2 separate regions of the Homo sapiens genome follow, and region 2 is linked to region 1. A link is an interaction called in ENCODE POLR2A ChIA-PET data of the cell type or tissue named here. Cell type or tissue: CD4-positive, alpha-beta T cell. All regions are shown on one strand. Each heading gives the region's core, and the rest is flanking DNA. Links, peaks and the distances in the headings are about the cores only.

The links. Peaks named below come from ENCODE experiments on the same cell type or tissue, not always from the same donor. Only the 100,000 strongest peaks of a DNase experiment are listed, where the experiment ranks them.
Region 2: POLR2A ChIA-PET joins it to region 1 with 5 read pairs; 4 of 35 experiments call an interaction of 5 or more read pairs at or near these places.

What each region holds. Positions count from the first base shown.
Region 1 is chr19:8,484,246-8,489,607 of GRCh38, reverse strand. It overlaps HNRNPM (heterogeneous nuclear ribonucleoprotein M), which reads right to left. Exons shown (of 16, transcript NM_005968.5): 14 at 3,203-4,005; 15 at 2,533-2,584; 16 at 494-917. The coding sequence ends at 754. Among named protein-coding and RNA genes, the nearest start is that of PRAM1, 16 kb to the left of the region's middle. RefSeq lists enhancers at 1,999-2,048, 2,339-2,428. In CD4-positive, alpha-beta T cell, for the core only: CTCF peaks have their summits at 1,935 and 2,136; DNase peaks (open chromatin) are centred at 2,127 and 5,084; H3K27ac peaks cover 1,916 bases.
Region 2 is chr19:8,590,104-8,595,465 of GRCh38, reverse strand. ADAMTS10 (ADAM metallopeptidase with thrombospondin type 1 motif 10) reads left to right here. Exons shown (of 26, transcript NM_030957.4): 13 at 2,596-2,703; 14 at 3,363-3,508; 15 at 3,603-3,666. Among named protein-coding and RNA genes, the nearest start is that of MYO1F, 15 kb to the right of the region's middle. RefSeq lists an enhancer at 3,067-3,665. In CD4-positive, alpha-beta T cell, for the core only: no CTCF peak of the experiment used is centred there; a DNase peak (open chromatin) is centred at 2,825; H3K4me3 peaks cover 1,572 bases.

The sequences.
Region 1 (5,362 bases), core at 187-5,186:
AGGAAAAAAAAAAAGCCAGAGAACAAGCCTGACTCAGGCAGGGCCTGTGCCCCAGGGCGTTAACTTCACAACAGGGAGACAGGATGGCTTTCGGGGGGCTTTTTTTTTTTTTTTTTTGAGACGGAGTCTTGCTCTGTTGCCCAGGCTGGAGTGCAGTGGCGCGATCTCACTCACTGCAACCTCCGCCTCCTGGGTTCGAGTGATTCTCCTGCCTCAGCCTCCTGAGTAGCTGGGACTACAGCCATGAACCACCGCGCCTGGCCTCAGAAGGCTCTAAACAGCCAAACGCTCCATTGTAAGCCGGGGGATTACAGCCCACAGGAAGGCAGTTTCCAGGGAAGAGTCTCCCCCCATCTGTGGGCAGGCACCCACCCCTGGGGCCTCAGACAAGCAAGAGAGGGGATGAGATCCCTGCTGCTTGGACTGGAAGCTCGAGTGACCCCAGCTCCCCACACCTCGCGTGGTTGCCCACACAGCACACACAAGCAGGCCGTTTTCAGGAACCGGTATTTATTATCAAAGTCATATTCGATGTCAACAAGATGCCACAACTACAAAAAAAATTGCGCACATTGCAATCTCAATGCAAACAGTCAAATGGAACCCCAGTCATTAAAAAAGTAATTCAAATTACCCCAAAAAGCAACTGAATTTTTTAAACATCTTTATACATCCAGCCAACAAATTAAAATGGTTAACAAGAAAAAATACAAATTCAGAGGTCTCGTATCGATGTTTAAAAAAGGCAACTGCTTAAGCGTTTCTATCAATTCGAACGTCAATCTCTCGGCCACTCAGCTTCATGCCATTCATCATCCGGCAGGCTCTCTCGGCCACCTCTGGCGACTCGAACTTAACCACGCCACACCCCTTGGACTTCCCATTCTCCATCTTGATGTCGGCGTACAGCACGTGGCCTAGGACAGGGAGGGAAGAAGAGACGACACTCAGTCCCGATTTTGTTAGATTTTGGTGGACAGAGTCAAAAAGGAGAGGCCCTGAAGCCTAGAGCACAAAGGCTCAGAATACAATGGCGAGAACCAATGACTACGGCCCCCTCAGCCACACTGCCATTCTTCTGCTAACAGAGCCTGCCCCTGCCCCATGAAAAGCCTTCCTGGCGGATTCAATGCACGCCTTTACGCTTCAGGAAGTTCAAAAAAGAAGGCGCAGTGTAAAGCCAGCTTTATAGGCAGAAAGTTCCCATACATTTTACAAAGTCTTCATTTTTGATATGCCACCGCCCCTGGTTACAAAGCCATCCGCAATCCAATGGACACGTCTGTACTGTCCAAATGAAAGCCAGCAGGTTTCACTTATTCATTTGAGCACCCGTTAAGCATCCAGATATGTGTCAACGCCGTGGACAGAGCCCTAGAGGGCAAAGGCTCTACTCCAGGAGTACCAAAGGTGGTAGGGCCACAATGCCAGAGGTGGGAACTCAGTGCCTAAGAGAGGGCCCAGGGCAGGTAGGGTGGAGGGGTCCTCAGGGGCAAGTTCTGAGTGAGCTTACACAGAAATTCACCAGAAAGAAGACTTGCCAGTAATTGGCTCACACGAGAGCATTGCGGGACACGTGCAGCACTTGCCGCTCAGGTTCTGGGACAGGAGGGAGATGGAGGAGGATAGGACCAGGTCTTCAAGGGGCTTGTGAGTCTGGACTTCCTCTTGAAGGCACAGGGCCGCTCCAGGCATTGCAAAAGTGGGGGCTGGGGGCGCTGTGATCCCACTGGCCTTTTCAGAATATCTAGCTACAACATGGGAACTCAGGAGTGGGGAAAGAGGTGAAGAATGGAGCAAAGAGGCAGATCATGACTCAACGGCTTGCCCCAAGAACCATGGAGAAGCAGCAATGGTGGTGAAATCGGAGCCACTGCTGAAACAGGAAGCGGGAGGACAGTGCGGAAGCAGCTGCCCAGACCTCTAGCTCAGGCCCCTCTAGCTAAAAAGAACAGAGGTGGTGCATGCGGGGTGGGGGCTCACCCTGGAGGGCAGGGAAGGAAGACAACTTGCTTTCAGCCACAGACAGAGCCCTCCAGAAGAGTTGCCCGATGTGCCAGGAAACCACAAGACCTTAGCCTCACCCTCACAGGAGCTGCTGTGTGCCCAGAGCCTGCACCGCCTCCCCATGGCACCTGCTGGGCTGTGTTCTCTCCGAGGCCCCACACCAGCTGTGCTGAGGGGAAAGCGACCTCGTCTGGGATGTATTTATTTAGCCTTGCCACCTAGAAGCCAGGTAACCTCAGAAGGAAGACTCTGCCTGACTCATCTGTGAAATGGGGACACTACTACCTTGTTTCAAAGACTCAAAAAGAAAAAAGGAAGTAAGGATGAAATGAGAACACAGCTGAAAAACATGTGACACATCACAGGACACTCAACAACCTGCCTGAGCATTGGCGTGGGCAGAACATGGCAAGGCCATGGGTCCTGAGCCGACGGAGGGGGCTGGGAGGGAGGTTTTGCTGCTGACTCGGCTGCGTCACCAACAAGCACGAGGGAAGCACCTACAAAGCCGTTCCCAACACTTACCGCACTCGTTGAATTTGTCCTTTAGCATCTTCCATGTGAAATCGAATGGCAGCTGAAGGGGAGAAGAAAAGGGAGACTGATGCGTGATTAAACCAAATCCTAAGGCATGCCTTGCAGCTGGCTCTGAGGGCCATGCTAGATTTCTCACTATACCGAGAAGCTGGCTGCCCTTCAGACTGAGGCGATCAGCAGGAAACTAATAGATACATGTGGGACAAGGCTGTGAAGCGGCACAGCCAGCTCCCTCCCTGGGGCTCTGCCTGTGGGAGCACCGTGCAGGATGGGACACTCAGGCCTGCGGTGCGCAGCCCACAGTCACTAAATAGTGGCTAAGGGTGGCTGAGCTGGGGAAAATAATTCCGTTACAGCCACTTCTTTCCCTGGACCATCGTGCAACACATAGTGCCTCTTCAAGCCAACCAATCAGAAACTGGAGTCTCTGAGCTCAGCGTCTGCTCCATATTCTAGCACAGTGGAGAAGCCCAGGCTCTTCCAGAACCCACAGTTCTCACATTCCTTACTTGTCCCACTAGCATAAAACGTTTGGGACAGTGGCAAGGAGGTGTGGTCCCCTTTGAAGGGCGCCACCTCTGACTTCATCCTGCTGATCTTTGCCTCCCCTGTCCCCTCATGCTCACCACCACCAAGAAGTTCCCCAAGAGCCACTTACATTTCTCACAAATATCTGGCAGGCCTTCCTGGCCACCCCAGGAGCATGGCCTCCAGCTCCACCAAAGGAACCTGCGAAGCTTCCTCCGAAGTTGCCACGCTCCATCTCGATGGCACGGTCAAAGCTGGCACCGCCACCGCCACCCATGGCCAGGCCCATGCGCTCAATGCCAGCGCCCAGGGCCGGGCCCATGGCAGGGCCCATGCGCTCGAGGCTGTTGGCACCCATGCGCTCCAGGCCCATGCGCTCGAGGCTGTTGGCGCCCATGCGCTCCAGGCCCATCCGCTCCAGATTGTTGGCGCCCATGCGCTCCAGGCCGGTGGCCATGCGATCCATCACGGGGCCCATGCGCTCCAGGCCAGCTCCCATACCTGCGGGCACCATGCGCTCCATGCTCAGGCCCATGCGCTCGATGGCAGGGCCCATGCGCTCCACGCCAGAGCCCATGCGCTCAATGGTCTGGCCCACACGGTCGATGGGAGCGGCCATGCGCTCAAGGCCGAAGCCCATGCCGGCACCCATGCGCTCCACGCCAGAGCCAATGCGCTCCATGGTCTGGCCCATGCGCTCAATGCTGGAGGCCATGTGGTCGAGGCCCAGCGGGCCCATGCGCTCAATGCCGGAGCCCATGCGCTCCACGGAGCCCATGCGGTCCATGACCAGGCCCATGCGCTCGATCTCGGAGCCCACGCGATCCATGCCGTGGCCCAGGCCCGCGCCCATGCGCTCCATGCCGGCACCCCCGAGGCGGTCAATGCCAGGACCCATCCTCTCGATCCCAGGGACGCTTCCTCCACCTCCACCTGAAACAGGGACACAAAACACAGGTGGGTGTCAAGAACTTGAGTGTGCGTGTGCACAACACGCCAGACCACTTCAGCTCATGGGCATGGATCAGGGGTAAAGGCCCACCATAATTTACCATTAAGACACCCCTCAAATGTTGACAACAGCTACAGCTGTGTGGTGGGCACATGGGGGCCTCCCAGCATTCTCTCTGCTCTATGCCACAGCTGAGATTTCCATAACACAACTTCTAAAGAACACCCCTGTATGTGTGTCTGTGAGGTGCTAGTGTCTGTGACAAGCTTTGTGAACCATGGACGTCAATTCCTGAGACATCTGAGGTTTCTCCATCAGCAGACACTGAGAAATGCTCCAGGGGGAGGCATGGACACCCCCCACTCGGGGGGCCACCCAGGGTAATGAACAGGAGTTATGTGGAGACAAGTCGGAGTCACTCCCACCTTCCCCTCCCAGCCTGTCCCTCTAGGATGCTCTGCTGGGGGCCACTCTGGCTGCATTTCCTCAGCGCTCCCAGGGCACAGAGAAAGGATTTTCGGCCACACCATCAAGCAGAGGTCAAAAAAACACACACCGAGAGATCCTCTGTGTACAAATGCACACAGCTGGCCACTTTTGGGGACCCTATTGTCAGGGAAACCAAATGACTTGCTGGCTTTGGAAAGAAGATGTTGATGGCACTGCAGAGTGGGCTCTGGTAGCGGCTGGGGGTCAGTCAGCAGAACGAAGGGACGCCCCCACCCGTGGTGCTTGCAACTCTGGAAAGCAGGGTCTGGCTCCGTCAGCAAGGCCACCCCTTTCCACATGCCGAGTTTGGGGCTCCTCCCCGAAACCCTGTCGCTTGCCTCTGAGAGTGGCCATCAGCCCAGAGCCAGCCTGTGACCGACCCAAGCAGCCTAGTCAAAGATACCAATTCAAGAGGAAACTGGGCAGTTTCTCTAACTGGCTCTGTAACTGGCCACACCGCGCCTGCTTCTCTAGCTGCACAGCACACAGTGAGCGGCCAAAGCAGGCCCGACTCTAAGAATGTGTGACTTTCAGAGGGGAGACGTCTCAGAACTTCCCCACAGTATAAGGAACCTAGCGAGAATGGGCACTTTGCCCAAAGGCATCAGAAATGAGGTGGGGCAGCTGGGTGTGGTGGCTCATGCCTGTAATCCCAGTACTTTGGGAGGCCAAGGCGGGCGGAACAAGGTCAGGAGTTCGCGACCAGCCTGGCCAACATGGTGAAACCCCATCTCTACTAAAATTGCAAAAATTAGCTGGGTATGGTGGCGTGCGCCCGTAGTCCCAGCTACTTGGGAGGCTGAGGCAGGAGAATCGCTTGAACCCAGGAGACGGAGGTCACAGTGAGCC
Region 2 (5,362 bases), core at 55-5,054, 110 kb before region 1:
CTACAGCAGGATCAAAGTCTCAAGACCTCTCACGGGGCAGTTTTTAACTAAACATCCAGTCCTGACGGAAATAATTTCCCTGGGGATGAGCCATCTTTCCTACTTGGCAAAGAACTAGACAGAACCTTCCAGGGACTCCCTGTCTGGAGGAGCTCTGAGCCTCCTGACCTCTCCCCACCCTTTCCTGAGGTTTAGATTCCCAAAGCCCCATTCGTGCATAGAGAAGGGCATTGGGGGGCAGGAGGTTCCACTCCCAGCTCCCCCCAGGAAGCTGAAGACCTGCTGGCTTCCTGCTTCAGCCACCAAGGTTCAGCCAGGATCTGCTCCTCCTCTGCCCACCTGCCTCGATTCCCTAAATGCACCCCTAAGCTCCTCACAGTCTCAGCCCTAGGGGCCCAGGTTCAGCCCCAGTTCTTCACACTATCACAACTCAAACGATCAGAGTTTTTGTGATGCCATGTTAATGCAAAGCAGAGGGCAAGCAGCTGCCAAATTGCCCTCCCTTCATTCCACTGCAAGACAGAGACAAACCCTGGAACAATTTCTATTTCACTGACATTCCACCCTTGACACCCCCCAACATCCTAACTTAGCTGGTAACTGCAGCACCCTCTAAGGAATTCCTAAAGAATTCTGAAGCTACTCCTCAACATCTGCTGTGACCCAGGTATCCTAACAATGATCATGGTGTCTGACATTTACTGAGCTCTCACTATGGGCTAAGCATGTGCTGTGTGTCACCATCTAAACTCCTGACAATCCTGCTAGCCCCCACGTTACAGAGGAAGGGACTGAGCCATAGCATAGGGAGGATGACTTGTCCAAGGCCACAGTTTGAGACCATGACAGAGCTGGGATTTAAATCCAGGTCTCTCATGACTCTCTAAATTTTACAAAGGGGCAGGGGAGGGGAGGAGCTGTCAAAATATCAAGCTTGGGCTGGCACTGGCTATATGTTGAATTGAGCCTTCCTTTTAGTTTTTGAAGGAACATCTTTCAGGCCATCTTGGCAAAGGGGGATTTATTTACTAAATGTGAACTGGTTAATATATGTAAAGGGTTCAGCCTGGTGCCTGGTCCAGAGATAGTGGTGGTCATTGTTACCCCATAATGGCATTGGTGCAAGTCCTTTCTTATCTATCCTGTCACGTGCCTCATAGCCATTTATATAGGCAAGACAGGCATTAGGCTGCCCATCTTGTAGATGAGTAAACTGAGGCCCAGAGAGGGGAAATATATTGCAAGTTGGTAGCAGAATTGAGGTCTCTGCACAACTCAAATATGCCACAGTGCCTCCTTGTGGAGAGGAGGACAAAAGCAGAGCTGAAATCATTATCTTGAAGAGGTGTCAGAAGTGGGATTGCGACAGGACTGATGTGATATTTTTAGATATGGCCAAGAGGACACAGTCTGAGTTTTTAGCTGAGAAATGTCCTCTATAAGGCAGAAGGCAGAGATTCTAGAGGACCTTTGAGGGAGAATGTATTTGAGAACAACTCTTCCAGCTTCTTACATATGTACAGGTATCTCTCAGGGGCTGACCTAGGAAGGGTCCTTTCCTGTGGCCATTGATCGATCCAGTCCCACATCTGGAAAGCTTACAAGAATTGGGTTCAAAGCGGGGATTACACTTGATAATTACAGAAGGACCACCTACTTCTTAGAGGAAAGACGCTGGGAGGTTGCTTAGGATGTGGGCCAAGAGGGTCAGAGAGGACCACCTACTTTTTAGAGGAAAGACGCTGGGAGGTTGCTTAGGATGTGGGCCAAGAGGGTCAGAGATTTTGCTTCACCTGAACTCACTGGGGCTTCTCCAGGGATATTAACCTGGACTTTAAGAGTCAGAGTGAGTCCCTGGGACTAGTTCAGCCCATCCAGGATTCAGACGGGAAGAAGGTGGGGCTGATTTTTCACCTGGAGAAAGAGAGGCATGTCCCACACAGACCTAACTCGGCATTGTCCCCTCCCAAACTCCCACCCCTCCACATAGCTTAAAAGTGTTGGGGGCTTCTCCAGTTTAGATGGGGGAACAAAGAGAACCAACAGCTGGAAAAAACTAGAGATGAGGCCGTTGGCCTAGTCATCATCCAGGCCGATTTCTCAGAACCACCACTTTCTCTTCGGCTACTTTGCCCATCCCATAAAAGAACCCCAAATCCTTCCTGTTCATTCCTCAGCAGTTCCCACGTTTCCTTCCAGAAACTCAGAAGGCACCAGGAACTGAATTGCAAAGTTCGTTAGAGCACAGACTCTGAATTAAAGAGCTGGGTTAAACTCCAGGCTATTCCCTTAGTAGCTGTGTGACCTTACCTGTCTGAAGCTTGGTTTTCTCCCAGTAAGATGGGGTAGTACTGCCTAAAGAGGTATATGGCATGTATAAAGTGCTCCATAAATGGAGCTTATTGGGAGAGTATAAGTCACAGGCCATGCCCCGCAAGGGGATGCACGAAGACCCACCGCGAGCCAGGAAGGGAGCACCGGGCTCTCTGCTCTGGGACCGGCAGTGAGCCGGACATCTGGGTCCTCCCAAGCCGGGCGGGCTGCCCCAGGGAGGAAGGGAGGGGGGCGAGCCTGAGCGGGCACCTCGGCCCGCAGGAGGTCTGCAGCGAGCTGTGGTGTCTGAGCAAGAGCAACCGGTGCATCACCAACAGCATCCCGGCCGCCGAGGGCACGCTGTGCCAGACGCACACCATCGACAAGGGGGTGAGCGCCGGCCAGGGCCCCCAACTGGGCCACGCCCCCTGAGCCACCTCCCGCGTTGGCCACGCCTACCCGCCTGTCCTTCGGCCTATTATCTGCTCCCTCCCACATTGGCCACGCCCGCCATTTGTGCTCCCTCGGCTGTGGCCACGCCTACTGCTTGCTCCTTCCCGCGTTGGCCACGCCCACCGTCTATGCGTCCCTTGGTTCTGGCCACGCCTACTGTTTAACTCCCTCCCGCGTTGGCCACGCCCACCGTGTAATGATTCCCACGGCTCTGGCCACGCCTACTGTTTGCTCTCTCCCTCATTGGCCACGCCCATCCCCTGTGCTGCCCTCGGCTCTGGCCACGCCTACTGCCTGTAGACCTCCCCTCCCCAGCCTGAAGCCACGCCCCACCTCGTCTCCACGCTTATCGTGGTCCTGTCTACACCCCTCCCCGTTAAGCACCCTGTGCTCAGGCCACGCCTCTCGCTTGTACCTGGTCTGTCTCCCAGACCACTCTCCTACGTAACCTGACTCTGTTCGCATGTTCAGACCCCGCCTCTGCCCATCCCGGAGAGGCTGATATCTCTGGCTGGGGCCTGGAGTGGGGAACGGTGCATGGGGCCGACGAGTGTCCTCCGGGCTGGACTCACTCCTTCCTGTCTCCCCCCACCCAGTGGTGCTACAAACGGGTCTGTGTCCCCTTTGGGTCGCGCCCAGAGGGTGTGGACGGAGCCTGGGGGCCGTGGACTCCATGGGGCGACTGCAGCCGGACCTGTGGCGGCGGCGTGTCCTCTTCTAGCCGTCACTGCGACAGCCCCAGGTCAGCCCTCAGGACCCCCACCCGGGAGGGCAGCGCGACCCCTGCCCCCATCGCCCACTGCCTCATCCCTCTCCTATCCCACCACCCTTTCCAGGCCAACCATCGGGGGCAAGTACTGTCTGGGTGAGAGAAGGCGGCACCGCTCCTGCAACACGGATGTGAGTTCCCCCAAACCCCTTGAGGGGTGGGGGGAGGAAGCATTAAAAACAGCTATCAGAGGCCGGGCACCGTGGCTCACGCCTGTAATCCCAACACTTTGGGAGGCCAAGGCAGGCGGATCACGAGGTCAGGAGATCGAGACCATCCTGGCTAACATAGTGAAACCCCGTCTCTACTAAAAATACAAAAATTAGCTGGGCGTGGTGGCAGGCGCCTGTAATCCCAGCTACTCGGGAGGCTGAGGCAGGAGAATCGCTTGAACCCGGGAGGCGGAGGCTGCAGTGAGCCGAGATCGCACCACTGCACTCCAGCCTGGGTGACAGAGCGAAACTCCATCTCAAAAAAAAAAAAAAAAACAAAAACGCTATCAGAGTGCTTCATCCAGGCACCTGCTGCCTCCTGGGGAACCTGCAGCCGCCACCCCTCTCTTCCCTCCTCTCCCTGACCCCCACCACCTTCTCGTCCCCAACCCCTCCTCCTTAAAGACCTGGCTCCTTCCAGCTCTCTTTTCCTCCTACATTTAGACTACAAGCCCCCACCTTGAAATCACTGCTTGGCCCTCACAACCCCCTACCATCCAGTCTCTCCCCTCCCTTTACAGCCCAACTTCCCCTGAAGAGTCCTACCCCTGCCTTCTGTCATCCCCCAAAGTTGTAGCTGAAGCTTCCTCTCACCAAACCCAGTGACAGGTGTCTGTCCTCTGCTTGTGCCCTCAGCTGACCTGCAACCATCAGTGAGCAGTGAGAAGTTTACTGGGGAGGGGGTGTTTTAGAGGGCAGTGAGAGCTTTGGACTTTTCAGCCTCCCAGCTGGGGGGAACCAGGTCTTCAGAGAATCCACATGCTAGCACTTTCTATAAACCCTGATCCCTTCCAGACCTTCTCTCTCAAGAAAGACTCCATGTGGCCAGGTGCAGTGGCTCACACCTATAATCCCAGCACTTTGGGAGGCTGAGGCAGGCAGATCACCTGAGGTCAGGAGTTCGAGACCATCCTGGCCAACATGGCAAAACCCCATCTCTACTAAAAATACAAAAATTAGGCCGGATGAGGTGGCTCATGCCTGCAATCCCAGCACTTTGGGAGGCCGAGGCGGGTCAATCACCTGAGGTCAGGAGTTCGAGACCAGCCTGGCTAACATGGTGAAACCCCGTCTCTACTAAAAATACAAAAAATTAGCCAGGCGTGGTGGCACGCGCCTGTAGTCCCAGCTACTTGGGAGGCTGAGGCAGGAGAATCACTTGAATCCAGGAAGCGGAGGTTGCAGTGAGCCGAGATTGTGTCACTGCACTCCAACTAGGGCAACGAGAGCGAAACTCTGTCTAAAAATAAATAAATAAATAAATAAATAATGCAAAAATTAGCCAGGCATAGTGGCATGCACCTGTAATCCCAGCTACTCGGGAGGCTGAGGCAGAAGAATTGCTTGAACCCAGGAGATGGAGGTTGCAATGAGCTAAGATCATGCACTGTACCCCAGCCTGGGCGACAGAGTGAGATTCTGTCTCAAAAAAGAAAAAAAATGCAAGCAAGCAAGAAAGATTCCATAGCCTGGAACCAGAAACCCAGGTGTGTCCTGCCCAGCTCACCCTCAGACCTCTAATGAGGGATCCAGTCCTATCCCAGATGTGTCTACACGCCCAGCCCAGGCTACCTTCCAGGCCTAGTCTCACGCAGACCACCACAGCCTCCTCCCT